Linked DNA regions of Homo sapiens: all the other regions are linked to region 6. Evidence: read pairs that join two places in POLR2A ChIA-PET (ENCODE). Cell type or tissue: HepG2. All regions are shown on one strand. Links, peaks and the distances in the headings refer to the core of each region. The heading gives the core; the rest is flanking DNA.

Region 1 (4,803 bases), core at 499-4,498, 81 kb before region 6:
AGGTGAGTGCTGAGGGGATGAGGATGGAGACTTGGGGGCGGGGTCAGGTGGGGTGGAGGGAAGGGAAGGGAATCTCCCAGGTCAAGCTGAAATAACAAGTGGCAAGAGCAGGGTGTTCCAACACCACAGCTCTAGTGGCAACAGGGCAGGGACTGTTTGAGCATATTCAGTGCAGTGAGTCTGGTACTGGGCTACTGGGTATCTGGTAAAAGGTGAAAAGAGTTCCCCCGCCCAGCCCCTCTGACTTGCTATGATTGTGAAACTAGTTTAAATGTAATGGCTGGGCATGATTGCCTTAGCCTCAAGTGACACTGGGTGGGTGAACTGGCCCAATGGGGCTGGAGTTGGAGCACTTTGCTTCTTCCTAATTCTGAGGGTCAGTAGGGGTGGGGAGGGCAGGGTCCTGAGCCGAGGTCGGAAGAAGTCTGTCCAGAGTCTTCAGGGTGGGGGTCGACCTGGGGCTTAGGAAGGAGAGGGTAGCAAAGCTGGGGTTGCTCCCCAGGATAGGGCCACTCCTCATCGGGAGGGCCATCCCATTCCTGTCATCACAGTTGACTCATGGCAGGCACACAGCTTGCTGCAAGTATGGAAAGAGATTTCTCAAGCACAAAGGGCTCAAAGCACACAGAGGACTTGCTGTTCCTGACAGACTTTGTCAAGGACAGAAAGGAACTTACAGACTCACACACTGATCCACAAAGAAAATTAGAAACTCACCAGACCCTCTCCATTTTAAGGGAAACTAAGGAGGGTGGCGGGAGATGGGACAGGAAATGACTGCCCAAGTATAATGCAACATAAACTAGTATTTCTTGTGAAATGTTTTCTTATCCTCAAGTCTAAAGACATGGCACGTGCGTGCCTGCGTGTGTCTCTGTGCATGCACTTGCACTTGTGTTCGCAGTGGTGTGGAGGGTAGGAAGGACTAATAGCATGATTGAAATGATCATATTAACTAGATTACTCTTTGACATACTTGGATTTTGACTTGTCTTCTGATTGGAAGTTTTTCTTCAGCATCTTTGGCATTAAAGAGGCTTGTTTTGGGAAGTAACATTTATTGGACCCCTAGCGTGTGCAGCATGGGCTGCTGCTGTGGGCCAGAGAGGCTGTGTCAGGCACCAGCTCACAGGATGGCTGCAGAGGCACCAGCTTCAGTGCAGTGCCTCCCGTGCCAGGTACCTTCATATAGGTCTCGTTGAACTTACAGTCCAGACCTGCAGAAAGTGTATGACCAAGTGCTGAGTTAGGCAGTGCAGGTTATGGATGCTGTAGAATTCCAAGGAACTCCCAGACAAAGGTATGAATGTGCTTGCTTCTGAAAAACACTGACAGTACTTCCCACCTTGCTGAGATCAAAAGTGAAGTCTCAGAGCTGGGAGGAGTATGCAGGGGACCATGGGAAGGGATTGGGTTTTCTTTTTTTGAGGCAGTGTCTCACTGTCACCCAGGCTGGAGTGCAGCGGTGCAATCACAGGTTACTGCAGCCCTGACCTCCTGGGCTCAAGCAATCCTCCTGCCTCAGCCTCCTTAGTAGCTGGGATGACAGGCATACACTACCACGCCCAGCTTTTTTTTTTTTTTTGAAGACAGAGTCTCACTCTGTTGCCCAGGCTGGAGCACGGTGGTGCAATCTCAGTTCACCGCAACCTCCACCTCCCAGGTTCAAGCGATTCTTGTGTCTCGGCCTCCAGAGTAGCACACCACCACACCTGGCTAATTTTTTTAAATTATTTATTTATTTAAGTAGAGATGGGGTTTCACCATGTTGGCCAGGCTCATCTTGAACTCCCGGTCTCAAGTGATCCACTCGCCTCGGCTTCCCAAAGTGCTGTGAGCTACCATGCCCGGCCTTTTTTTTTTTTTTTTTTTTTTTTTTAAGAGGCAGTGTTTCATTCCGTTACCCCAGCTGGTGTCCAGCACCTGGGTTCAAGGGATCTGCATCACCCTGCCACCAGCCTCCTGAGTTGCAAGCTGCCACACCCGGCTCAGGAGTCAGTTTTTCAGCTAGCTTCTCCAAGACAAATATCATTATCCCTTTCATAGTTAAAAGAATGTCACTAGTCAGCTGCAAGTGCTTTTCTGTTTATTGGGCACAGCCATAGAACAGCTTTAATTATGCCCAGTGTAGGGATTCAGAAAGTGAATCAGAGAAGCAAATTGGTCCAGGGACTGTTTGGTAGTCCAGTGCTAATAGAACTTTCTGTAGTGATAGAAATATTCCGTATTTGAGCTGTGGCTCTAAACAATAGTCACTAGCCATGTGTGGCAACTGGGCACTTCAAGTGTGGCTAGTGTGACAGAGGAACTGAATATATATATATATATATATACATATATATATATATATATATTTTAGACAGAGTCTTGCTCTGTTGCCCAGGCTAGAGTGCAGTGGTGTGACCTCAGCTCATTGCAGCCACAACCTACTGGGCTCAAGCAATCCTCCTACCCCAGCTTCCCAAGTAACTGGGACCACAGGCATGTACCACCATGCCTGGCTGATTTTTTTATTGTTTGTAGAGTCAGGGTTTCACCACGTTGCACAGGCTGGTCTCAAACTCCTGGGCTCACATGATCCACCCGCCTCAGCCTCCCAAAGTGCTGGGATTGCAGGTGTGAGCCACCTCAGCTGGCCCTAAGTTTTAATTTTCATAGCCACGTGTGGCTAGTGGTTACCCTATCGGATAGGGCAAGTTGGAAGAAGATAGGAGCTTGCTCTTGCCCAGACCTCCTGGCTCCCAGCACAGTGTGCTCTGATGCTCTCTCTGCCTTTTGTCACACCAGTGCAGTGGACATCATGGGGAAGACAGGGACCTGGCCCAGAGACCTTACCTGGTGTGGAACTCATCTCCTTTCCCTCCCCCTGGCAGGGCTGAAAAACTGGGTGGTAGCTGAAGACGTGGTGTTTAAACCTGTGGCTGCCCCCTGGAACCCGGAGCACTGGCTACAGCGCCCACAGCTGACTCGGCAGGTCCTGGGAAAGGAGGACCTGACAGCTTTTTCCTTGGGAAGCCCCCTACCCCGCTACCTCTACCTGGCTAGCAACCAGACTAATGCGTGGGGTCACCAGCGCGGGTACCGAATCCAGATCCACAGCCCCCTTGGCATACACATACCCCTGGAGAGTGACATGGAGAGGGCCCTCAGCTGGGGGAGGTGAGGAGGGCCCTGGCCTGGGTGGAAGGAAAGGACAGCCCCTCCCCTGCCCCAGTCCTTGGAGACAAACTCCCTTCCCACGGCTACCATTCATCCCTGTACCTCCCCTCAAACCCAAGTTAGATACACGGTGGGAAATGGTCTCACACAGAATCGGATCTAAGGGACTCCTGGGCCAGTAAAGGCACTTGACATTTCCCAAAACCACCTTCTTATGATTCCTGGCCAGATACCAGCTTGTGGTGACCCAGAGAAAGGAGGAGGAGTCACAGAGCAGTAGCATCTATCACCAGAATGACATCTGGACACCCACAGTTACCTTTGCTGACTTCATCAACAATGAAACCCTCTTAGGAGAGGTTGGTTGCCCTAGGGACATAGGAAAGGGACACCTGTGGGCATGGCATCTTGGCTGCCCAGCCTCTGGCCAAAGGTTAGAGGGAATGGCTGATTTCCAGTTCGCAGATTCAGAGGCCATGGAGTTTTCTGATGACCAACACAGGTCATCCCTCCTGGGGTGAGATTAGCTCTGGGACACTGGCTCCCCCCTCTCCCCGCACAGCTGCTTACATGGATTGCTCCACGTGTTGTATGGGCATGAGGCTGGGGAGAGTGGAAGCCAGGCTGAGACTGGAGGCTGGGATTGTGACTGAAGGGTGGTTCTTTGGGTCACGCTTCCATAGTCCTCCAGCTCCTCCTTCTTCTTGCAGGATCTGGTGGCTTGGGTCACAGCCAGCTTCCTGCACATTCCCCATGCCGAGGACATCCCAAACACAGTGACTCTGGGGAACAGAGTTGGCTTCTTGCTCCGACCCTATAACTTCTTTGATGAGGACCCCTCCATCTTCTCCCCTGGCAGTGTCTACTTTGAGAAGGGCCAGGATGCTGGGCTCTGCAGCATCAATCCTGTGGCCTGCCTCCCCGACCTGGCAGCCTGTGTCCCGGACTTACCCCCTTTCTCTTACCACGGCTTCTAGTCCTGAGGGTGTGGCGGGCGGCGTGGTTAGGCACATGTACTTTTCCCTGTTTCTACTTTCTATTCTCCGTGTTTTTATCACACCTGCTCCCCAGATTCCCACCCCCTCAATGTTCCTCTCACACGAAACCCCCATCAGTCCCTTTGGTTAATTCTTACTTCCTGTTCATCTCTAAAGTGTTAAATTATAAAAATGATTTTTAAATATTCAAAGAAAAATATCACAAATCCTACTACTCAGAAATAGGTGGTCACATTACATCAGACATCTCTTTATGCATGTGCATTCAAAAGGAAGAGTAGATAGAATTTTGTAAAACAGATGTTGTATGTAATTTATAATAAAAAGTATTAGAGGAATTTTACTTGAATTTATTGTTTGACCTGTTAAGTATCTAGAGTCCTCTGGAGAATACTAAGGAGTCTGGCCAGGGAAATTAGCGCTGGGGGCCAGAGGGCAAGGGGGATAGACCTGGCCAAGGAATGTCATTTGGAAAGCTAAAGGGGCAGGGGGTGGGGGTCTTTGGAAGGAAAACGATAGTTTGAAGTTACAGGAAAATATCTGGCCCTGACTAAGTGGGGGACTGGGGAAGAAGCTGGGCTGAGGTCAGGAGAGGCTGCTCTGCACAGATCCTGCTCCTTCCCAGTGCTGCATTATCTTGAAATTT
Region 2 (4,803 bases), core at 475-4,474, 87 kb before region 6:
GAAGGACCTGGTACAATTCTTACTATGTTAAGTGCACAATACATGTTAGTTGTTATTAGACACTTGGGGCCTTGGAAATACCCATTTATACCCAGTTGAAGTATAAGAGAGGTGGTGCTGCCACCCTGAATGCAGGCTCAAGTGAGATTAAAATTACAGTAAGTTGGCCGGGTGCAGTGGCTCACGCCTGTAACCCCAGCGCTTTGGGAGGCCGAGGCGGGCGGATCACGAGGTCAGGAGATCGAGACCATCCTGGCTAACATGGTGAAACCCCATCTGTACTAAAAATAAAAAAAATTAGCCGGGTGTGGTGGCAGGCGCCTGTAGTCCCAGCTACTCAGGTGGCTGAGGCAGGAGAATGGCATGAACCTGGGAGGCGGAGGTTGCAGTCAGCCGAGATCGCGCCATTGCACTCCAGCCTGAGCGATAGAGCAAGACCGTGTCTCAAAAAAAAAAAAAAAAAAAAATACAGTAAGTCTTCACTTAATGTTGTCCATAGGTTCTTAGAAACTGCGACTTTAAAAATGATGTATATCAAAACCAAGTTTTTTTTTCATTAACATTGTAACAAAATGACATCGAACAAAATGATGTTATTTGAAACCAGGTTATTTGAGGACCTTCTGTACTTGATTTGCTTACCTGCTGTACTTTAATTTCCTTCAAGTCGCAGTTGCTAAGAACCTATTGATGACATTAAGGACTTACCGTATGCAGATGATTGCTTGGGGATTTGTGAAGGGGTCTCTCATTTTCTTGATGAGGTAAGGGTTGTACAGATATGTGATTCCCCTGATCCCTCTTCTCTCAGGTCACTCTACATGACATGATCCTGAAAAATATCGAGAAGATCAAACGGCCCCGGAGCAGCAATGCAGAGACTCTGTACTGAGGCCAGGGCCAGGGCCAGGGGACTCTGTGAGTCTGGCTCAAGACCGACATTGCCTTGGTTTGTTACATGACTATCGTGATGGGGAAACTGGCTGGAAATAGTAATCACACCTCTCTGTTTTTAGTTAGAGTCTAATGAAACTCTCATCTAGTTCTGTGATGTGTTTACCTCTTTTTTCAGGCCTCAGGAACTCTTCTATTTCCTTCCCTAATACCCCACACCCAACCTGTCGTAATTTCTGGAGAACTCCAGGTTTGTGTGTGCAGGATGTTGGCACAAAAATACCTGTGTTTTCATTCTCCCCCTCTCTCCCTCCTGTGTCTTGCGCTTTATGTTTTCTTCCGTTTGATAATTAGTTGGTTAAAAGCTGAGGGAACCGGAAGGAAAGTGCTAGGTGTTTTTTAGGAACTAGGGTGGCGGGGGGACGAACTTCTCTTCCTCACATGAGGTTACTGTTTCTTTCCTCTGTGGGGCATTGGATCCTCCCACAGTTGCCCTGGTGATGACTTAGGGCTTCCCATCTGTGTACATCCCACTTTGAATCTTGATCGTGACAAGAAATACCTTAGGCCTTCAGTCAATTCCGAAGCTCCTTCAGTTGTTTTTATAATGGGCGTTTTCACATGCACATATGTGTATGCATGTATACGCCCATACAGACATGCACACACAGACTCCTACTCCATTAGCTAACATACCCTCCCTCTCCACAACCCCTGTCACATACCTTTCAGGAGGTGACAGTTGTCTTAGTTGTCATCTACCCAGACAAACGTCCTGGGCCCGTCCTCCCTCCTGATACTGTAGCCTCTTGGTACCCAGGGTGAGTTGGTGGAGAACAGAGAGATGAGAAGCAGAGGGCTTGGGGAAAGCCTGTTCCTCTCTGACTCAGCCCTTTTTGGCATTATTGCAAGAGCTTGACTCCTGGTTGCCTTTTCCCAGCCAGTTTTCAGTTGGGGTGAAGGTTTCTGCAAGTGTGAGGTCCAGATGCTGCTGCTCATGTTGGGCTTTCCTTTTGGGAACTATTTCTCTTTATTTATAGTGTCGGGCTTCCGGGGAAAGCAATCATTGGTGTGTATGTGTATGTGCATGCACACACGTGCATATACACATTTGTGTATGTGGAAATGTGCTGGGCAAGTCAAAACTATAGAAGAGTTGCCTCCTGTCTCTCGAATCTTCCAGAGATATCACTTAATTGTTAACAGCTTTTGTGTTAATCCCCTTCAGCCCCTAGCTCTTTTATTCTACCACGGCTGGAGAGTTGATACCTGCAGTCAGCCTGCCAGTGACTCTTAGTGTCTGTTTCTGACTTATTTTTCCTGTCTCTGTCTTCCAACCCCCAATAATATTTCCACCGGGGATGCATCATTTTTACTCCCAATATTCTGTAGAGAGGGAGTCAGGATGCTGTCTTCCCACGAATAGTACTCAGTAACAAACCAATTGCATTTTAGTTGGGCAGTGCTCCCACCCACCCTCCAGATCCCTTCCAGCTAAAACCCTTCCCCCTTCCCTCCATGTGTTTCTCAGTTTCCCGTTTCGTTTGTTGGACTGTTCCACTGCCCCTCCTCCTCACCCTATCACCCATGGATCGTAATGTAAAATTCTTTTACCATGTCAAGAAATTATTAAAAATACAGGTACTTTGACCTCTTTCTAAAGCCGCAGACCCTGGTGCAATGCTCTGGTGGCTAGGGATGTACTCATGCTCATATGTGTGCACGCTTGGACACCCACCTCCATGGACACCTAGCCACCCTGTTGTGTGTCCTTATGCCAGTTGAGCTGAATCTTTTCCCCAGTATAGTGGAAAGACTGAGGCTTCTGCCTACTGAGCAAGGTTGGGTGCTTCATTTGTGTTCAGTCTGAATTATGGGAAAGTTAGCTCTTCCCAGACCTAAGCTGCCTTCTCTCCCTACTTTCAGAAGATCCTAGTTCCTTCCTTCCCGAGTGATACCCATGAACTGCCAGTAGAGGCTGCTATCGTTCCATGTGTAAGGAATGAACTGGTTCAAGGCGCGTCCTACCCAGTCATTTTCTTTACCTTATACTAATTCTTCCTGAATAATGTCTTCAGTTTCTTGAGGAGACTCCTAGTTTTGGTTTTCAAATTACTTGGAGGGCTGCCTAGGAATCTATCTCCCTCTGAAATAAAGTTTCCTCATCTTCCACCTTGCAAGTAGCCTTCTGGTTTCCAATGATCCCCTCGTTGTCTCTGTAAAAAGAGTTTAAGGTCTTGAACAATGGAGGAGCAGCTGCTCTGTTCTGTTTCAGAGATGACTACCAAAAGCTAGCGGTTTGTGAGTGCCTCCCCTGTGCCAGGCTGTTAAGTACCTAATGTGCATGATCACATTTAATCTTCAGGAATCTATAGGATAGTTGTATCTATTTGTTACAGATGAGGACACTGAGACTCAGGATAAGTATTTCCGCTAAGGTTACACAGCTGAGGGAACTGGGATTGGTGGACAAACCTGATTACTAAGCCCAGGCCCTCAGCCACTCCACTGGTTGGAAATGGCCTGACTACAAATCAAGGGCTTGGCATTAGGCAACAAGTAGAATTCAGTGCTTACTGCTGAACATGGCAGTGAATCCTGGAGCTGTTGGGATGCAGTTCCTGCCAGGAGGTAGGAAAATGGACAGCTTAGTGCTTGCATGCAGGCTGCAGAACTTAATTGGGCATCTGAGGTTTGTACTCTTCCTGAGACCCATTCCAGGTGGAAACTGGAGGTTAGCATCGTTAACCCAGATTCCCTTTCATCTGGTCTAAATGATGGAAATCAGTAGTTGGTACTGACTGCTACCAGTGGGAGTTCAGGGGCAAGGAAGAGGCTATGCATGTGGAAGCAGTGCCCTGGGCCAAACCACAGGACAGAAAATTGGAACAGAATTACATAAATCAAGGTCAGAAATTTCCTGCCCAACCCATGGGGTGGAGTTTTCTCCCTTCCTATCCATCCTAGCGAATATAAACCCCGACTTGATGTCAGTAACTGGAAGGAGCAGCTGTTAGAATTCTGATTTCAGCTCTCAGCATCCACCATGCATCTCAAGATAGTCCTGGCGTTCCTGGCACTGTCCCTCATTACCATCTTTGCCCTGGCCTATGTTTTGCTGACCAGCCCAGGTGGTTCCAGCCAGCCTCCCCACTGCCCCTCTGTATCCCATAGGGCCCAGCCCTGGCCACACCCTGGCCAGAGCCAGCTGTTTGCAGACCTGAGCCGAGAGGAGTTGACAGCTGTGATGCGCTTTCTGACCCAGCGGCTGGGGCCAGGGCTGGTGGACGCAGCCCAGGCTCAGCCCTCGGACAACTGCATCTTCTCAGTGGAGCTGCAGCTGCCCCCCAAGGCTGCAGCCCTGGCCCACCTGGACAGGGGGAGCCCCCCACCTGCCCGGGAGGCACTGGCCATCGTCCTCTTTGGTGGACAACCCCAACCCAATGTGAGTGAGCTGGTGGTGGGGCCGCTGCCTCACCCCTCGTACATGCGGGATGTGACTGTGGAGCGTCACGGCGGGCCCCTGCCCTATCACCGTCGCCCGGTGCTGAGAGCTGAGTTTACACAGATGTGGAGGCATCTGAAAGAGGTGGAGCTACCCAAGGCACCCATCTTCCTGTCGTCCACCTTCAACTACAATGGCTCTACCCTGGCAGCTGTGCATGCCACCCCTCGGGGCTTGCGCTCAGGGGACCGAGCTACCTGGATGGCCCTCTACCATAACATCTCAGGGGTTGGTCTTTTCCTTCACCCCGTGGGGCTGGAGCTACTACTGGACCACAGGGCCCTGGACCCTGCCCACTGGACTGTCCAGCAGGTCTTCTACCTTGGGCACTACTATGCAGACTTGGGCCAGTTGGAACGGGAGTTTAAGTCTGGCCGGTTGGAAGTGGTTAGAGTCCCTCTACC
Region 3 (4,803 bases), core at 437-4,436, 63 kb before region 6:
TAATCCAAGAGCTTAGAGAGGCTGCAGCGGGAAGACTGCTTGAGCCCAGGAATTTGAGGCTGCTGTGAGCTATATATGACATCACTGCACTCCATGCACGCTAGCCTGGGTGACAGAGCGAGACCATGTCTCAAAAACAAAACAAAACAAAACAAAACAAAAAAAACCAACTTTTTTTAAAACAGTTTTTTTCATGAAGAGCTTCTACAGAGCATAAAAACCAGATCAGCAAGAGAAAATGTGGTTCTTGGTTTCCCTGAGGACAAGAAGGGCTCACATGCCTGGAGGGAGGAGTTGTTATATTGAAATTCCATCCCGCAGGAAAGGGGAGCCCTACTTTTCTTACAGCCTTGAAATGAGCCCCACTACTTCTACAGCTTTAAATAACAAGAGGCCGGGCTCGGTGGCTACGCCTGTAATCCCAGCACTTTGGGAGGCTGAGGCGGGTGGATCACTTGGGGTCAGGAGTTTGAGACCAGCCTGGCCACATGGTGAAACTCCATCTCTATTAAAAATACAAAATTAGTCAGGTGTGGTGACTCGCGTCTGTAATCCCAGCTACTTGGGAGGCTGAGGCAGGAGAATTGCTTGAACCCGAGAGGTGGAGGTTGCAGTGAGCTGAGATTGAGCCACTGCACTCCAGCCTGGACGACAGAGCAAGACTCCATCTAAAATAAAATAAAATAAAGATACAAAAAGTAGCCGGGTGTGGTGGCATACGCCTGTAATCCCAACTACTCTGCAGGCTGAGGCAGGAAAATTGCTTGAACCTGGGAGACGGAGCTTGTAGTGAGCTGAGATTGCACCATTGCACTCCAGCCTGGGCAACAGAGCAAGACTGTCTCAAAAAAAATAAAGTCAAATAAAAGAACAAGAGGCAGGAAAACCAGGCAAGTTTCCTTATCAAAATACAACCAATGGCATAAACATTTCTGGATAGCCTGACCCTTCTGGTGTTGATTTATCTGGAGGGTCCTGGTCTCTGTGTGGTGCTGCCAGTCAAGAGGAATGATGGATATTGTGAAAAACCCAAGGGCAGAGGGGTCGGGGGTGGAGCTAGAGGGGACTAGGAATCAGGTCGTGTTCAGGAGGTGGGGCAGAGTTAAACTTTGACTTTAAATGACCCACATAAGCCTCCGTCCTCCTGTTCCAAATAAAACAACGCACTCAGGGTCAGGGTCAATGACCTGGTCTAGGTTTCCAGGTGTCTGTCTCACTGTCTTTCTGCAATGACTACCTTGCTGAAAACATGCGCCACGCGTCTTCATGATCTTACCTCCTCTGCTTACTCCCCTCCTCCCCAACTCCCACCAAATAGGCTGATCCTTGGCTGTTCCCTGCTTGTGCTGAGCTGTTTCAGGTTTCTGTGCCTTTGCTGGAATATCCTTCCTCTTCTCTGCCAGGTGAATGCATCATCTTCAAGGTCGGCTCGAACATCTCTTCCTGAGAAGTCTTCCTAGATGTGTCCAGGTTGGAGAGGATTCTTCCCCAGGTACACGAGGGAAGCACATCCCCCTTCTGGAACCCTCAGTCTCTTCCAGTTCCCCTCAGGACCTGGCTGCCCAAATGACAGTGGCTTTCCACATGTTTGTCACCTGGAAAAGAAGCCGCTCAGCCATTGGCTGTGAAGGACAGAGGTGGCTTCACTCTCCATGTCGGCACCATTTTGGAAAAGGATTTTCAGGCCCGAGATAAGTCCACAGCCAGTTTCCCAGCCCCACCTGACCTCTGCCCTGGCCTATCCCTCAGTCCAGTACAAGGGGAGGCATGAAGGTCTCGGTTATACTCTGGTTCCTGCCCCCACACTCACCCCCACCCCAATGAACCAGGCAGCTTCTAGCTTGTTCTGCACCCTGCACACTCCCCTACAGTGACTTAGGGCACTTGGGGCCTCCACAAAGCTGACCTGGCTCAGCCTCTCAGCCCCCCAGCTCCCTGCTAGATGCTTTGCTTTCTCATCATTACCCTCAGGCTTCCCTCAGGCTGCTGCTAGGATTCTAGTGGATGGATGGAGGCAGGAGAGAGAGGTGGGAGGCAGAGCCTGGAGGACATCAAAAACTAGAGGAGGGAAGGAGGGAATCTGGCTGTGGAGGTGTGGCCAGGTGATTTTCCCTTGCAGCCTTGCAGCCAGGAGAAAAGTTCCACCTGGAGGGAAAAGAAAGGAGAGCCGCAGGACAGTCGGCGCCCCCCACTTCCTCTTGCACCTTGCTAGCTCTTATCTCCAAAACACACCTCTCTGCCTACTTGGTTCATTGACCCTGACCCTGAGTACGTTGTTTGATTTGGAACAGGAGGACAGAGGCTTACGTGGGTCATTTAAAATCAAAGTTTAACTCTGCCCCACCTCCTTAACACGACCTGATTCCTAGTCACCTCTAGCTCCACCCCTGACCCCTCTGCCCTTGGGGTTTTTCACAATATCCATCATTCCTCTTGACCAGCAGCACCACACCAGGACCCTCCAGAGGCTGTGAGAAACATCCTGCACCCAGGTCCTCTCTATCTGTTTATCATTGTCTATTTTGTATTCTGCATTCAGAACCAAGAGCCTGAAGACGACCCAGGAGCTTTAGCTATGGCTGTCTTCATTATTTTGTCCCTGTTTAGTGTTCTGGTGACAGGCATGGGTGAAGGTGGGGCTGGGAGTGAGAAAGGAGGTGAGAGGGAATGTAAGCTGAACCAGCTTCCCCATTGCCCCTCCGTATCTCCCAGTGCCCAGCCTTGGACACACCCTGGCCAGAGCCAGCTGTTTGCAGACCTGAGCCGAGAGGAGCTGACGGCTGTGATGCGCTTTCTGACCCAGCAGCTGGGGCCAGGGCTGGTGGATGCAGCCCAGGCCCAGCCCTCGGACAACTGTGTCTTCTCAGTGGAGTTGCAGCTGCCTCCCAAGGCTGCAGCCCTGGCTCACTTGGACAGGGGGAGCCCCCCACCTGCCCGGGAGGCACTGGCCATCGTCTTCTTTGGCAGGCAACCCCAGCCCAACGTGAGTGAGCTGGTGGTGGGGCCACTGCCTCACCCCTCCTACATGCGGGACGTGACTGTGGAGCGTCATGGAGGCCCCCTGCCCTATCACCGACGCCCCATGTTGTTCCAAGAGTACCTGGACATAGACCAGATGATCTTCGACAGAGAGCTGCCCCAGGCTTCTGGGCTTCTCCATCACTGTTGCTTCTACAAGCGCCGGGGACGGAACCTGGTGACAATGACCACGGCTCCCCGTGGTCTGCAATCAGGGGACCGGGCCACCTAGTTTGGCCTCTACTACAACATCTCGGGCGCTGGGTTCTTCCTGCACCACGTGGGCTTGGAGCTGCTAGTGAACCACAAGGCCCTTGACCCTGCCCGCTGGACTATCCAGAAGGTGTTCTATCAAGGCCGCTACTATGACAGCCTGGCCCAGCTGGAGGCCCAGTTTGAGGCCGGCCTGGTGAATGTGGTGCTGATCCCAGACAATGGCACAGGTGGGTCCTGGTCCCTGAAGTCCCCTGTGCCCCCGGGTCCAGCTCCCCCTCTGCAGTTCCATCCCCAAGGCCCCCGCTTCAGTGTCCAGGGAAGTCGAGTGGCCTCCTCACTGTGGACTTTCTCCTTTGGCCTCGGAGCATTCAGTGGCCCAAGGATCTTTGACGTTCCCTTCCAAGGGGAGAGGGTGGCCTATGAAGTCAGTGTCCAGGCGGCCTTGGCCATCTATGGAGGCAATTCTCCTTCTGCTCTACGAAGCCGGTACATAGATAGTGGCTTTGGCTTGGGCCACTTCTCCACGCCCCTGACCCATGGGGTGGACTGCCCCTACCTGGCCACCTACGTGGACTGGCACTTCCTTTTTGAGTCCCAGGCCGCCAAGACAATACGCGATGCCTTTTGTATATTTGAACAGAACCAGGGCCTCCCCCTGCGGCGACACCACTCAGATCTCTACTCCCACTACTTTGGGGGCCTTGCGGAAACGGTGCTGGTCATCAGATCTGTGTCTACTATGCTCAACTATGACTATGTGTGGGATATGGTCTTCCACCCTAATGGGGCCATAGAAATCAGACTCCACACCACCGGCTACATCAGCTCAGCATTCCCCTTTGGTGCTGCCCAGAGGTATGGAAACAAAGTTTCAGAGCACACCCTGGGCACGGTCCACACCCACAGCGCCCACTTCAAGGTGGACCTGGATGTAGCAGGTAAGGCATCCTGGCAGAGGCAAAAGTGCTGGAGGGGTGAGCTGAAGTCTCCATGCCTAGCTTTAAAAGTTTTCGTTGGGCTGGGAGCAGTAGCTTATGCCTGTAAGCCCAACACTTTGGGAGACTGAGGGGGGTGGATCACTTGAGGTCAGGAGTTCAAAACCAGCCTGGCCAACATGGCGAAATCCTGTCTGTACTAAAAATACAAAAATTAGCTGGGCATGGGTATGCTGTAATCCTAGCTACTCGGGAGGCTGAGGCAGGAGAATCACTTGAATCTGGGAGTCAGAGGTTGCAGTGAGCTGAGATTGAGCCACTGCACTCCATCCTGCGTGACTGAACAAGACTTTGTCTCAAAAAAAAAAAGTATTCCATGCTTTAAAAAATTACCTCTGTGATTATAGAATTTATTATATTGTATACTATGTATAAATATGATATATTGATATAAGTATTTAGATTTCTATATTCAAATGTTATCATAATGTACCTACGTTTTGCCACTTCTGTTTTTTCATATAACAACATTATTCAAGCAAGCAACAAAAATGTATGAATGCACACTTGTGCCAAGCACCCAACTATGCAATTTAACAAAAGAAACAACATTGTTGCTCTCAGATGGTTTACA
Region 4 (4,803 bases), core at 537-4,536, 74 kb before region 6:
TCTGTTTGTCAGCTCAGTTCTGTGTCTGGCCTGTGGTGGTGGTGTTTTGGAGGATCTCTTTGCATTCTACCACGTCCCTGGCATGTGCAGGTCAGTCATTCCAGGTTGTACATTTCCTTTGGAGATGGACCCTCCTCCCTGATTTTCCTTCTTTCTCTGGGCACAATTCACCTAAGTGTGAGGGGTCACATGGATCCCGTGGAGCATTCTGGATAGATCCTGGAGTCTGGTCACAGAGAGAGCCAAGGCTACATGATGGCTTGGAGTCTTCATCTTTGTCTTTTCACTGTCTTTCCCCACATTGAGTCAGTCACCAGGTGTTTTTTTTTGGTTTTGTTTTATTTTGTTTTGTTTCTGTTTTGCACCTGCAGTATCTCGGCAGGTCAGACTGTCATGCCGTGCAGGTGCCAGCCCTCTCTCTGCTGTTTTTGCTCTTGTTGCTCTCAGAGCCAAGAGCCACTCTGCACCCAGAGGGCCTCCCATCCACACCAGCCTGCCCTTTACTCAGCTCTCACTTTCGTCATCACCTGTGGGATCCTGTCTGCAGAACCCCCTCAAAACTCTTTCCTTCACGGTGCAGCTCCACCCTGCCTTGCTGTGCTCTGCACAGCTACACCCAAATTCTCCATGTCCCTGGACACGCACTTCACATGTTACAGTCAGGCATCCTCCTGTTTGCTTATGCTTTGTCTCTGCTTAGAATGTCCTTCCATATCATCTTTTCTGGTAATGTCCTTTAAGGCCAGGCTGAAAAGTTGCCCGGAAGGGCCCCCTTTTCCTGCCTGCAACTGTATTCCTGTGATCCGGAAGTTGCCTAGGCCATGCTCCTCTCACAGGACAGGCCAGTCAGTGGTTTGTCTGTCTGCGTGGAAAGCAAGAGGGTAAGGATGATCATTCATCTCTATCCCCAGGGACGAGTACAGTCCTCTCTGCTAATGAATGTTGAAAGAATGAATGAGTGAAATGGAATGAACTCCCTGATGAAGTATTTTAATTTACAGGTCAACAGCTTTGGCTAAAGGATTGGAGGTATCCTGGGGAGAGGGAAGAGAAGGAGGGGCACACTCAGTTCTGGGCTGCTCTTTGGCCCCCACTCTGAAGCCAGATGGGGGCAGAGTCCAGAGGGGCCAGGGCAGTTGCCTGACAGGCCCTCCCCTATCCCACCCTGAGCAGGACTGGAGAACTGGGTCTGGGCCGAGGATATGGTCTTTGTCCCCATGGCTGTGCCCTGGAGCCCTGAGCACCAGCTGCAGAGGCTGCAGGTGACCCGGAAGCTGCTGGAGATGGAGGAGCAGGCCGCCTTCCTCGTGGGAAGCGCCACCCCTCGCTACCTGTACCTGGCCAGCAACCACAGCAACAAGTGGGGTCACCCCCGGGGCTACCGCATCCAGATGCTCAGCTTTGCTGGAGAGCCGCTGCCCCAAAACAGCTCCATGGCGAGAGGCTTCAGCTGGGAGAGGTGAGTGGCGGGCAGTCAGAGAGGAGGGGGGCAGTGAGAGTGGGAAAGGAGTGTTGGCGGACACTCAGCTCACACTGTAGGTGAGGGGAGAGCTCTCTCAGGAAGGCTTTTCTTTTCCTTTTTTTTTTTTTTTTTTGAGATGGAGTTTTGCTCTGTTGCCCAGGCCGGAGTGCAGTGGAGCAATCTCACTGCATCCTCCGCCTCCCAGTTTCAAGCGATTCTCCTGCCTCAGCCTCCCCAGTAGCTGGGATTACAGGTGCACGCCACCACACATGGCTAATTTTTGTATTTTTAGTAGAGATAGGGTTTCACCATGTTGGCCAGGCTGGTCTCGAACTCCTGACCTCATGATCCACCCTCCTTGGTCTCCCAAAGTGCTGTGATTACAGGCATGAGCCACAATGCCTGGCCAAAGGTTTTTCTAGTTATCCAAAGAAACCATGATGGGCACATTTTCCCCTTGGAGGCTAAAGCCCAGGAGTGAGAACTCTCTTCTGTTTTGGATGGGAGAGGGGTTGTACTGTTAAATGGCTGGGGATAAACAGGAGGACTTGACCCCCCTTAGGGTGACGTCGGGGATTCTGTAGCGCCGAGTCAGTTGTGTGACTGCAATTGGGGAAGCTGAGCTCTGAGCACTCAGTTCCCTTTCATCATAATCAGGCAGCAGGATGGGGTCAATGGCCATGGAGGCCTGACCAGTGCCTCCCTAGGTACCAGCTGGCTGTGACCCAGCGGAAGGAGGAGGAGCCCAGTAGCAGCAGCGTTTTCAATCAGAATGACCCTTGGGCCCCCACTGTGGATTTCAGTGACTTCATCAACAATGAGACCATTGCTGGAAAGGTCAGCTGGCCGGGGTAGAGGGTACAGGATGAGCCTTGCTTTCTCTTGGGAGGGTCCCTGAAAACCACCTGCACTTCTCAGGGGTGGTGCTGATTCCTGCCTTCTGCACTTCAGTATATCTGATCATTATCCTTTGAGGGAACCTTCCTGAGCTGGGTGTCCATATGCAGACACTGAGTGAGGCCCTGGGCCTGTCCTTGAGATCTTAGAGCCCTCTTAGTTCCAGTTTCATGGACTGAGTCCTTTCCAGGCTCCAGGACTCAGGAGGGATGGAAGTTACCAGGGAAAATGACATCTCCTGTATCTGAAGCTTCTCCCATTCCTGACTTGATGAATTTCACAATGTTGGCCTGGTTCTGCTTCCCAAGCGCTGGTTCTTTTTCCTCCACCCTTCTTTCCTCAGTTGTGGGGAACTCTTGGAGAGTTAGGGGAAGAGGAGCTGAAGTAGCCTGTGGGTGTCACCCTCTGGGGGTAGATAGGCAATGGGCGATATGATGGGAAATGTCAGAGATGGAGGCTGCAAGCCAGGGACAGGGAAGCAGGTGTTCCTAATATGAAATGGACTACTTATGCTTTGACTCCTACCCAGCAGGAAAAAATGTTTAAAGACTCATGATCCTTGGGCTGGTGAGCTGAATCCCTACCAGGGCATGTCCTCAGCAAAGCCAGACCTCGTGATCCTCTTTCTTCTCCCCTGCTAGGATTTGGTGGCCTGGGTGACAGCTGGTTTTCTGCATATCCCACATGCAGAGGACATTCCTAACACAGTGACTGTGGGGAACGGCGTGGGCTTCTTCCTCCGACCCTATAACTTCTTTGACGAAGACCCCTCCTTCTACTCTGCCGACTCCATCTACTTCCGAGGGGACCAGGATGCTGGGGCCTGCGAGGTCAACCCCCTAGCTTGCCTGCCCCAGGCTGCTGCCTGTGCCCCCGACCTCCCTGCCTTCTCCCACGGGGGCTTCTCTCACAACTAGGCGGTCCTGGGATGGGGCATGTGGCCAAGGGCTCCAGGGCCAGGGTGTGAGGGATGGGGAGCAGCTGGGCACTGGGCCGGCAGCCTGGTTCCCTCTTTCCTGTGCCAGGACTCTCTTTCTTCCACTACCCTCCCTCGCATCCGCCTCTGAGCCAGGAGCCTCCTGACCCTGTGATGCCTGACACAGGGGACACTGAACCTTGTTGATGCCAGCTGTACTGAGTTCTCATCCACAGAGGCCAGGCATGGCCCAGCCTGGAGCCGTGGCCGAGGGCTTCCCTAGATGGTTCCCTTTGTTGCTGTCTGGCTTTCCCGAATCTTTTTAGGCCACCTCCAAGGACTCTAAAAGGGGGCTATTCCCTGGAGACCCCAGAGTAGGGTTGCCAGTCCTGCAAGTCCATAGCTGAGCTGGAAAGGATGCTTCTGCTCACATTCCCTCTCATCCAGGTCCTTTCCTTCTCGTCTTCCTCTCTCTCACCTACTTCCTCCTCCTCCTCCTGTTCCTGCCTTCTCTTCTATCCTGCAATTTCTCCCGAATCCTGAGGGGATATCCCTATGTCCCAGCCCCTGGTACTCCCCCAGCCCTCAGTTTTCAGTCAAGTTCCGTCTCCTCTCCAGCCCTATGGAAGTCTCAAGGTCACGGGACCCCTAATCAGAGTGGCCAATCCCTGTGTGTCGTTCCCTTGTGTCTGTTGCTTATTGGGAGTAGGAGTTGCTCCTACCCCTGTCCTGGGGCTGGGTGTGTTTCAGGACAGCTGCTTCTGTGCATTTGTGTCTGCCTGCCTCATGCTCTCTATAGAGGAGGATGGTCATCGTGACAGCAGCAGCTCAAGTTAGCATTTCAAGTGATTTGGGGGTGCAATGATAATGAAGAATGGCCATTTTGTACCAGGGCTCTGTATTCTGCAACAGCCTGTTTGGGAGGCTGGAGTGGAAACAAAGGGTGGGCATCAAAGATGAGAAGCCAAAGCCCCTACAACTCCAGCCACCCAGCCAGGAGGGGCTGTCCAATCACATTCAGGCATGCGAATGAGCTGGGCCCTGGGTGAGGTGGGGGTCTGGCCTAGTGGGGAGGGGCCTGGCCTGGGTGGGGCAGGGCCTGGCCTGGTCCAGGCTTGGGCTCCATTCCCATCACTGCTGTCCCTCCTGAGGTCTGGATTGGGGATGGGGACAAAGAAATAGCAAGAGATGAGAAACAACAGAAACTTTTTTCTCTAAAGGACTGGTTAAATCAATTCTGATACAGCCTTACAATACAATAGTATGCAGCTAAAAAATAATTGTATGTCTTTATATACTAATATGTAATAATCTTCAGGTGAAAAAGGCAAGCCACAGAAATGTGTATAGCGCACTTCCCATTTGTGTTTCAGAAAGGAGTAGAATATAAACACATAATTGCTTATGTATGCCTATTCAGAATAAATGGGTAACACTGATTACTTTTGGGAGGGGAACCAGTAGGTTGAGGACAGGAGAGGGAAGGGTCTTAACACTTACACCCTTTTGTACATTTTGAATTTTGAAC
Region 5 (4,803 bases), core at 238-4,237, 96 kb before region 6:
CATGTGACTTGTAAGCACCCAGAAATGAATAGTTATTGTTAAGTGTAGTGGTACTCTCCAGTTGTTCACTGAATAAACAAATGAATGGAGTATTATATTAAACACTTGGATGGGGAGGAGGAAGGGAAATAAAGAGAATGTGTATCTGTCTTATAACCTACTTGAAGGAGACAAAACATAATTATTTGAGAACAAAGCATATTTTAACAGGCACAAACATATTAGCTTTTCCAGTTGATGTTATAAATTCTGACTGGAATAAGAATAGTGGCATACTTAAAATAGAATGGAGTAAATGTGGGAAATAATTCCTGAAGTTTCAAATCGGATCTCAAAAGTTCCCAGGGAAATGTGTTAACAGAAAACATGTAAAAGGGGGAAAACTGATAGAGCATGATGTTATATGTGGCCTTCTATAAGCTGAAAAGGACTTTGAGCTTGAAAGCAGGAATGGAAATAATTACTGTAATTTAAGGAGTAACCTCTTCATGCTAAGCATTAACAGATCACTTACTTACCTGACAGTGGCTACTATTTATTTTGTGTCTAAGCACTGTGCTAATTGTTTTACATATATTATTTCTAATATTCACAACACTACAAAATTACATACTATTATTTATTACTAATTATTAAAATTCCATCTTACAGATGAGGGAATCGAGACTCAGCATTTCAATAATTTGCCCAAGATTCCAGTTAGTAAGGAGCTGAGGTGGGATTTGAAGCCCAGGTCTCTGATCCCAAAGGCCATAGTCAGTCTTCTGTGCTTTACTCCATTTAATTGTGTATTCCCCTCATTTTCCTAGCACTTAGTAGAGAGGCCAGCCTAGGATAAATGTTCAACAGCAAGAGCGACCCCAAAATACAAATCTGATGACCTCCTTTTGCACTTAATCTAGATTGTTTACTAACAACCCTCCTCACCCTCAGCTCACTAGTCTTTGTCTTCAAGACAATCTCTTTCCTTCCCTAGAGCATTTGCCTGAGCTGCCCTTATACCTCTCAAGGCTCTTCTCACTCTTTCCATGCTAACCTCTTTATATCCTTTAGATCACAGCTTGCCTGTTCAGAGGCCTTCCTTGGCCATTCGATCTAAAATAGATCTCTCGTATTTTCTATGTCATCCACTTTTTCCCTAACATTTATCAAATTTTGCAGTTACCTTGTCAGTTTACTTTCTGGTGTTTTTCCAATATTATGCCCCATGGGACCAGCGACCTTGAATCTTGTTTGCCTTTGATTTCCCAGAGCTGTGCTCTTCAATACAGAAGCCAGCAGCCACATGTGGCTACTGAGCACTGTACTACAAATGTGGTGTTGCCTTATTGAGATGTGCAGTTAAGTGTAAAATACGCACTGGATTTTGAAGACTTGGTATGAGAAAAGAATGCATAAGATCTCGATTTTTAAATGTTGATTACATGTTGAAATACTTGTATAAACTGGGTTAAATGTATGACTAAAATTTTCACTTGTTTTACTTTTTAATTGTGGCTACTAGAAGATTTCAACCTACATATGTGACTCACATATTTCTAGAATCTGACACAGTGCCCTGCCCCATTTTATTGAATGATATATCCAATGTCGAGAGAGAGAGATCGAATGAATGGGTGCATGAAGAGGTATAGTCTCATGCTTCCACTAGGCAAATAGATACAGCACTGCCGTAGAAGTTAGGAGATCTGGGTTCTGGCTCAGGATGTACTGGAAACGCCTTGGACAAGCCCTACCCTACTCTGGGGATCAATTTGCCAATTAGGTAGTTGATCTTTGAGGTCTGGAAGCTTACGAGAATCAGTTGGCAGGGAAATGTACCAGGAAAGCTTGGTACAACGGCGCTTGTCTTTTTCGCTCTAGCCTAAACACTTGAGCCTCGGCAAACGGGCAGAGGCAGCGGGAATCAGGGACTACACCCCCGAACCCAGTACCCGGGTCCCCGACTTCCCCGAGCCTACGTCACTGGGGCGCGACGGCGTTGTCCCCGGGAGTGCAGCGGCTGAGAAGGTCCCTTCGGTGAAGGCGAGTTCCGGGACAACAGAGAGGGCCGCACCGTTTCCGAGTCTCTCGGAGGCTCAGTTCTCAGCGCACCATTCCCCACAGCTCTCCTTTTTACTTTACCCCTACCCGACACTTGACCCCGGCAGTGTGAACCCCGCTGGGAGCGTCCAAAGCCATGCCTCATCGCGGCTGCGCAGCGCACGTGCACAGCCTCGCAGGAGTCTCGGCGATTGGCTGTGACGCAGTTTCCGGCGTGAGCGGCGAAAGCCGGGAGGGCGAGCGAGAGAGCAAGCAGGCAGCAGGCTGCCGGCGGGCGGGCGGACGGCACAGAGGGAGGGAGCGAGCGAGCAGTGAGTAAGCCAGCAAGGGCGGTCGGGTCCCGAGGTCAGCCGAGATTTCTCAGGTCCCTCCGGCCCCCTCCCTGGAGTCCACAGCGCCTCCGGTGTCCAGAGGATCGGACACGGCCCGGCCCGGCCATGGCCTCGTTGCTGAAGGTGGATCAGGAAGTGAAGCTCAAGGTAGCGGCACCGGTCCGGCCTTTTTGCCCCTCGCTTTGATCCCCCAGCAGTCTGACCGGCTTCCTACTCCCCATGGCGTCTTTGTCTCCCTGGGGATACCAGCTCTGAGCTTCCGCTCGGCTCAGCCCAGCCCCCAACTCCCGGGGTCGGCTTCGCGGGAGAGGAAAATATAGGATGGCTTTCTGTACCGCGTCTGATGATGGAGAGTCCCGGGGACACCTCCGCGGACACGTGTTGGACTCAGGGCTTTAGGCCCGTGACAGCTGGTAATCCCCCAGCCCAACAACGTCCCTGGACACTGCCCCTGCCCTTGGCGGCTGGCCTGCCTAGTATCATAGACTAGGTCTGGGTGGGGGTTGGCACGTTTGTGAGCTCACATCTTCCCTAACTACCTGTCTTTTGTCTGCTTATCAAATTCAGACAGCTTCAGACACAGGAGGAAGGGAGGGAAGGGGGAGGACAGAGGAGACAGGCAGGTGCTGTCCTCAAAGCCCTGCGTTCTTCTGAGATGGAAAAATGGATCCTCAAAAAAATAAAGTATTTGCAGTCTGGGGGCCTCTCAGCTTCTTATTACAGTTACAAGGTGAGGGAAAGACAGTTGGATTGGGATTCTCCATCCTGCTCTTACCTCTGTCCCCAGGTACTGAATTGCTCTCTTTGTTAATTTTAGGTTGATTCTTTCAGGGAGCGGATCACAAGTGAGGTGAGTGAAATAAATAGAAAAATGGTTGTTGGTTGAGAATTTCCCAAAGAGGAGATACCTGGAGAGAGAGAGAGAGAGAGAGAGAGAGAGAGACCTTCCCACAGATATTAATTCAGCTGTATTTTCCCTCTTCCTTAGGCAGAAGACTTGGTGGCAAATTTTTTCCCAAAGAAGTTATTAGAACTTGATAGTTTTCTGAAGGTGAGAGACCCTATTCTTTCCTCAAATTCCCCAATTTTTTTGGCCCTGGTATTACTGTCAACTGGGATAAACTGTTGATTCTTCTTCTTTTTATTTTTTTAAACTGTAAAAGCACTTTCATTTCTTGCTCTTCAAATCAAATACTTCTTTGTTCAGCTTGAAAAGATTAATGTTTTGGGGTGGGTGTCTTTCAGGAACCAATCTTAAACATCCATGACCTAACTCAGATCCACTCTGACATGAATCTCCCAGTCCCTGACCCCATTCTTCTCACCAATAGCCATGATGGACTGGATGGTGTAAGTGTCCTATATTTATCTTTGTGTTCTTGAGCAGTAGGTCCTCTGTCCTCTGTTTCCTTGTCAGTTTAAGATGTACAGAGGGAACAGTGGGATTTGGATCTGGGAACTAGGACTCTGTTACAGACATGATGACTCTAGTATAGTTCTTTTATTTCTTATTTATTTATTTATTTTTGAGAAAGGGTGTCACTTTTTTTGCCCAAGCTGGAGTGTAGTGGCGGGAATGCTGCTCACTGCAGCCTTGACCTCCCGAACTCAAGCGATCCTTCCTCCTCAGCCTCGCAGGTAGCTGGGACTACAGGAGTCCACCACCATGCCCACTGATTTTTGTATTTTTTGTAGAGATGGGGTTTCACCATGTTGCCCAGGCCGGTCTCAAACTCCTGAGCTCAAGTAATCCACCCGCCTCAGCGTCCCAAAGTGCTGGGATTACAGGCGTGAGTCACTGCACGGGGACTCCAGTATATTCCTTTTAGACCCTCAGTTTCATTTACGACGTGAAGTGAATGTGCTAATGCTACTGTCAGTGTTAGAGTGAGTTTCAAATAAAAGAGAACTAGCTTAGGCCAGGCACCTTGGCTCACGCCTGTAATCCCAGCACTTTGGGAGGCCGACGTGGACGGATCATGAGGTCAGGAGATCAAGACCATCCTGGCTAACACCGTGAAACCCTGTCTCTACTGAAAATACAAAAAATTAACTGGGTGTGGTTGTGGGCCCCTGTAGTCCCAGCTACTTCGGAGGCTGAGGCAGGAGAATGGCATGAACCCAGGAGGCGGAGCTTGCAGTGAGCTGAGATTGCGCCACTGTACTCCAGCCTGGGCGACAGAGCGAGACTCTGTCTCAAAAAAAAAAAAAGAGAACTAGCTTCATCAGGTTACCTGGTTTTTCCCATGGCTCTGAACAAGACTTTGCTTATATTTGTTTGCATGTCTTGAGTAGTGTTATGGGATATGCAGTTCTCGCTATGTAACTGCAATTGCTATCTTTGCTTTGCATCTCTAACACCTAGTCCTTATCAGTCATGTGTCCACATGCTACTATAACACTGATGATACCGTATTGTTGTCTGTAG
Region 6 (4,803 bases), core at 399-4,398:
GAAAGAAGCAAGGCACAAAAGATCACATACCATATAATTCCATTTATAGAAATGTCCAGAATCGGCAAATCCATAGAGACAGAAAGTAGATTGGTGGTTGCCTAAGGCTAGATGTTTGGGGGAAATGGAGAGTGACTGCTGAAGGCTGCAGGGTTTTTTTTTTAGGGTGACGAAAATGTTCTCAAATTGACTGTGGTTATGTACAACTCTGTGAATATACTAAAAACCAATGAATTGTATTTTTTTCTTTTTTTAATTTCTTTCTTTTTTTTTTTTTTTTTTGAGAGAGTCTCACTCTATTACCCAGGCTGGAGCACGGTGGCATGGTCATAGCTCACTGCAGCCTCAACCTCCTGGGCTCAAGAGATCCTCCCAACTTAGCCTCCAGAGTAGTTGGGAATACAGGTAGATACCACAATGCCTGGGTAACTTTTTAATTTTTCATAGAGATGAAGTTGCACTGTGTTGCTCAGGCTGATCTCAAACTCCTGGCCTCAAGCAATCCTCCCACCTTGGCTTCCCAAAGTGCTGGGATTATAGGCATGAGCCACCATGCCCGGCTGAATTGTACATTATTTATTTATTTTATTTTATTTTTTTGAGACAGAGTTTTGCTCTCATCCCCCAGGCTGGAGTGCAATGGTGTGATCTCAGGTCACTGCAACTTCCGCCTCCCAGGTTCAATCAATTCTCCTGCCTCAGCCTCCCGAGTAGCTGGGATTACAGGCACCCACCACCACACCAGGCTAATTTTTATATTTTTAGTAGAGATGGCGTTTCACAATGTTGGCCAGGCTGGTCTCAAACTCCTGACTTCAAGTGATCCACCCACCTTGGCCTCCCAAAGTGCTGGGATTACAGGTGTGAGCCACCGCACCCCAGCCACAGCATTTCTTTTCTTTTCTTTTCTTTTTTTTTTCTTTTTGAGATGGAGTCTCTCTCTGTTGCCCCAGACTGGAGTGCAGTGGCGCAATCTCAGCTCACTGCAACCTCCACCTCCTGGATTCAAGTGATTCTCCTGCCTCAGCCTCCCAAGTAGCTGGGATTACAGGCATGTGCCACCATACCCAACTAATTGTATTTTTAGTAGAGACGGGGTTTCAGTATGTTGGCCAGGCTGGTCTTGAACTCCTGGCCTCAAGTGATCCACCTGTCTCTGCTTCCCAAAGTGCTGGGATTACAGGCATGAGCTACCTCAACTGGCTACCAAATTGTGCATTTTAAATGTGTGAATTTTGTGGTGTGTGAATTATATCTCAATAATGCTCTTACCAAAAAAAAAAAAATCTTTATATGGCCTCTGAAAGCTTACCTCAGCTGGACCTTGTCTACCGCACCTCACCTGGTCTCCTTCACCTCATTCCACAAAGCACAGCCAATGTCATCTTGGTTCCTCCAATGCAACACACTCCAGCCCTCCTCCGAGCTTGGGCTTTTACACACCCCCCTTCTTAGAACACTCTTCTGCCTCTTCACATAATTCAGTCCTCCACATTGGTATCACTTTCTCAAGGAAGCCTCCCTGCCCACCCACCATGAGTCATGATCAAGTTCCTCTTCTGGGCCTGCCAAAGCACCCCTTTTACTTTGCTCTCTACCAAACGTCACTTTGTGATTATTTGGATCATGTCCGTCTTCCCCACTAGACTAGGCCCCATGAGTGCAGCTCCATGCCTGCTTTGCTCACTCTTGCACTTAAACCCTGTGCCTAGCCCTGGCCTAACACATGAGGAGGACTCCAGATATCTTGGTTGAATAATAAATGAGCAATATATTACTGTTTGCCCCTAACTTGGAAAACAAATGATAGGTTCAACAATTCTAGAGCTCCACAAATGACTCAGCAAAAACATGTTCGGAGGCACTCCCAACGTGAAATTAGAAGGTTGGAAACTCAGAGGACGGGACAGGCTTAGATAGAAACATTGGCCTCTTCCCAGGTAAGTTCTCCCCAGGAGGTGGGGAGCAAACTCTCTGAGCAGCCAGTTACAGGGAACTCATGACTAAGCTCTGTTGCTGTTTATCAAGATACACACTGACTCTCAGAAGTTCTAGCGTGAACCAAATCCTGCTTCAACCCCATGGGCTTTCAGTGTAGGACTTTTTCTTTTTGTTGGTGATCACACACCCTACTGGTGGCTTAACCAATTACATTGCCTCAGCCCCTGTGACACTCCAGCTCCGCGTCCCCTTTATGATGCTTCAAATATCATAAAAGCAGAGAAAAATCATATGTCATATATCAGAAAATCATATATCAACTTTTTTTTATTTTGAGGTCTTTCACACACTGAACTTATTTTAATCATAATTGTCAATTATAAATAAACATAATTACTATGTTCCTTTTTTGATGTCAAATTGTTGCAATTTGGACAGTGGCTTCCTTATCCTTCTACCATTGCTGGCCTAAAATCCTTGTGTTCTAGGCCCATTCCAAATTTTCCTTGTTCCAAGACACAGAATCAGCCACCCACTAAGAAGTCTCATTTCCTTTTGATGGGTGCACGAGAGTGGGAGGTTAGCAGAAGAAATGCTGTTAATGGGCTAGGTGCAGTGGCCTAGCCTGTAATCCCAACACTTTGGAAGGCTGAGGCAGGAGGATCACCTGAGGTCAGGAGTTCGAGACCAGCCTGGCCAACATGGGGAAACCCCATATCTACTAAAAATACAAAAAATTAGCTGGGCGTGGTGGTGTGTGCCTGTAATCCCAGCTACTCAGGAGGCTGAGCCAGGAGAATTGCTTGAACCCAGGAGGCGGAGGTTGCAGTGAGCTGAGATCATGCCACTGCACTCCAGCCTGGGCAACAGAGAGAGACTTCATCTCAAAAAGGAAAAAAAAAAAAAGAAGAAGGAAAAGAAATGCTGTGGCCAGGGCATGGTGGCTCACGCCTGTAATCCCAGTACTTTGGGAGGCTGAGGCAGGTGGATCATGAGGTCAGGAGCTCAAGACCAGCTTGGCCATTATGGTGAAACCCCATCTCTACTAAAAATACAAAAATTAGGCAGATGCCTATAATCCCAGCTACTCAGGAGGCTGAGGGAGGAGAATCACTTGAACCTGGGAGGCAGAGGTTCAGTGAGCCAAGATTGAGCCACTACAGTCCAGCCTGGCAACAGAGCGAGACTCCATTTCAAAAAAAGAAAAAAGAAAAAGAAAAAGAAATGCTGTTAATGAACTGTATTTTAGGGTCAGAGCCAGGAAATTATATTTCTCTTAAAGCTTATGGGTTCACAATAATGTTTCCAATTGAACTCTATGTTGTAATTTTTTATTCAATATAAAATATTTTCAGGCCAGGCCCGGTGGCTCATGCCTGCAATCCCAACACTAGAAGGCAAGACGGGAGAATTGCTTGAGACCCAGAGTTCAGGACCAGCCTGGGTAACATACCGCAACCCCCTCTCTATAAAAGAAAAAAAAGATATAATTGTTTTCATTTATTTTATCTGCAATATTCCTGCATAGAGATTTAATCTTCACCCTCACTATAATTGCATTTCCTTTACTAGCCCTCATTTGCCTTGCCAACCGCCATTATACCGTCCCTTTGCTGATGGTGATGTCTGTTGGCTTGGTCTCCTTGTTCTGGTTGACCAGACTATCCTCCTGTTATAAACAGCAGGAAACACAACCCCAAAACACACATACACACACACTGGAAGCCTACATGAATTTCACATGCATCGTTTGAGGCAGCCTCCTGAGAGCCAGTCATCCTTCCAAGACAGTGACTGCTTCGGGAGTAAAATCATAACTGAGAGAGTCTCAGGGAACTTTGTTGTTGTTTTACTGAGTTGACATTTGGGAAGTTTAAGGTCTTTATTGCTCTGACAGAGTATTTTAACTTAATTTTTTTTGTTGAGACAGAGTCTTGTTATGATGCTCAGGTTGCTCTCGAACTCCTGGGCTTGAGTGATCCTCCTGCCACAGCCTCCTGAGCAGCTAGGATTACGTAGGTGCACGTCACCATACCTGGCTCTTTATCTTGCTTTTTGTCATTAGAAAAGTATCACACAAATGAATTACAAAGAAGATCATTTCATTCAGAAATGTTGGAAACTACTGAAAAGTATAAAGATGAAACTAAAAATCACTCCAATCTCATCATCCAGAAATAACTGAGGGCCAAGGCACAGTGGCTCGCATGTGTAATCCCAGCACTTTGGGAGGCTGAGGCAGGAGGATCACTTGAGCCCAGGAGTTCAAGACCTGCCTGGGCAATATAGGGAGACTCTATCTCTACAAAAAAACACAAAAATACGAAATTACAAAAGAAACAAATAACTGAAGCTAACATTTTGAAAAAAGAAGTAGGCCGGGCGTGGTGGCTCACGCCTGTAATCCCAGCACTTTGGGAGGCCAAGGTGGGCTGATCACCTGAGGTCAGGAGTTCAAGACCAGACCGACCAATGTGATGAAACCCCGTCTCTACTAAAAATACAAAAATTAGCTGGGCATGGTGGCACATGCCTGTAATCCCAGTTACTCGGGGACTGAGACAGAAGAATCACTTGAACCTGGGAGGCAGAGATTGCAGTGAGCCGAGATCGCACCATTGCACTCCAGCCTGGGCAACAAGAGTGAAACTCCATCTCAAAAAAAAAAAAAAAAAAAAGAATACTGAGAATATGAAAAACCTTTTTTTTTCTAGATCCATCAATGCCTCTTGAAGAGAGTATCAAAAATCAATATGAAACTGAAAGAGCTACTGAACTGCAGACAAAAATTTCATCAGATACATCAGAGATTTCTCTAAAGGTTAAAAAGAAACGTGAGAAATATTAAAAGTCAATTGCCTG

Evidence for each region. ChIA-PET counts read pairs that join two places held together with the same protein. Peaks named below come from ENCODE experiments on the same cell type or tissue, not always from the same donor. Only the 100,000 strongest peaks of a DNase experiment are listed, where the experiment ranks them.
Region 1: POLR2A ChIA-PET joins it to region 6 with 10 read pairs; 16 of 35 experiments call an interaction of 5 or more read pairs at or near these places.
Region 2: POLR2A ChIA-PET joins it to region 6 with 39 read pairs; 16 of 35 experiments call an interaction of 5 or more read pairs at or near these places.
Region 3: POLR2A ChIA-PET joins it to region 6 with 14 read pairs; 6 of 35 experiments call an interaction of 5 or more read pairs at or near these places.
Region 4: POLR2A ChIA-PET joins it to region 6 with 23 read pairs; 15 of 35 experiments call an interaction of 5 or more read pairs at or near these places.
Region 5: POLR2A ChIA-PET joins it to region 6 with 14 read pairs; 17 of 35 experiments call an interaction of 5 or more read pairs at or near these places.

Annotation. Positions count from the first base shown.
Region 1 is chr17:42,846,213-42,851,015 of GRCh38, forward strand. AOC2 (amine oxidase copper containing 2) reads left to right here. Exons shown (of 4, transcript NM_009590.4): 1 at 1-2; 2 at 2,874-3,159; 3 at 3,389-3,518; 4 at 3,870-4,495. The coding sequence ends at 4,136. Among named protein-coding and RNA genes, the nearest start is that of AOC3, 2.6 kb to the right of the region's middle. In HepG2, for the core only: no CTCF peak of the experiment used is centred there; no DNase peak of the experiment used is centred there.
Region 2 is chr17:42,840,687-42,845,489 of GRCh38, forward strand. It overlaps PSME3 (proteasome activator subunit 3), which reads left to right. Exons shown (of 11, transcript NM_005789.4): 11 at 812-3,074. The coding sequence ends at 892. It overlaps AOC2 (amine oxidase copper containing 2), which reads left to right and starts at 3,894. Exons shown (of 4, transcript NM_009590.4): 1 at 3,894-4,803. The coding sequence starts at 3,941. In HepG2, for the core only: a CTCF peak has its summit at 2,869 (motif pointing right); a DNase peak (open chromatin) is centred at 2,855.
Region 3 is chr17:42,864,704-42,869,506 of GRCh38, forward strand. It overlaps the pseudogene AOC4P. Among named protein-coding and RNA genes, the nearest start is that of AOC3, 16 kb to the left of the region's middle. In HepG2, for the core only: no CTCF peak of the experiment used is centred there; DNase peaks (open chromatin) are centred at 1,048 and 2,298; H3K4me3 peaks cover 569 bases.
Region 4 is chr17:42,853,275-42,858,077 of GRCh38, forward strand. It overlaps AOC3 (amine oxidase copper containing 3), which reads left to right. Exons shown (of 4, transcript NM_003734.4): 2 at 1,174-1,459; 3 at 2,170-2,299; 4 at 3,001-4,803. The coding sequence ends at 3,276. Among named protein-coding and RNA genes, the nearest start is that of AOC3, 4.5 kb to the left of the region's middle. In HepG2, for the core only: no CTCF peak of the experiment used is centred there; DNase peaks (open chromatin) are centred at 1,187 and 2,197; H3K4me3 peaks cover 2,267 bases.
Region 5 is chr17:42,831,152-42,835,954 of GRCh38, forward strand. PSME3 (proteasome activator subunit 3) reads left to right here and starts at 2,246. Exons shown (of 11, transcript NM_005789.4): 1 at 2,246-2,522; 2 at 3,193-3,225; 3 at 3,364-3,426; 4 at 3,621-3,725. The coding sequence starts at 2,481. RefSeq lists an enhancer at 1,894-2,063. In HepG2, for the core only: no CTCF peak of the experiment used is centred there; DNase peaks (open chromatin) are centred at 1,260 and 2,240; H3K4me3 peaks cover 2,881 bases.
Region 6 is chr17:42,927,305-42,932,107 of GRCh38, forward strand. No RefSeq gene overlaps it. Among named protein-coding and RNA genes, the nearest start is that of G6PC1, 29 kb to the left of the region's middle. RefSeq lists enhancers at 1,145-1,721, 1,611-1,760. In HepG2, for the core only: a CTCF peak has its summit at 2,126; a DNase peak (open chromatin) is centred at 2,077; H3K4me3 peaks cover 474 bases.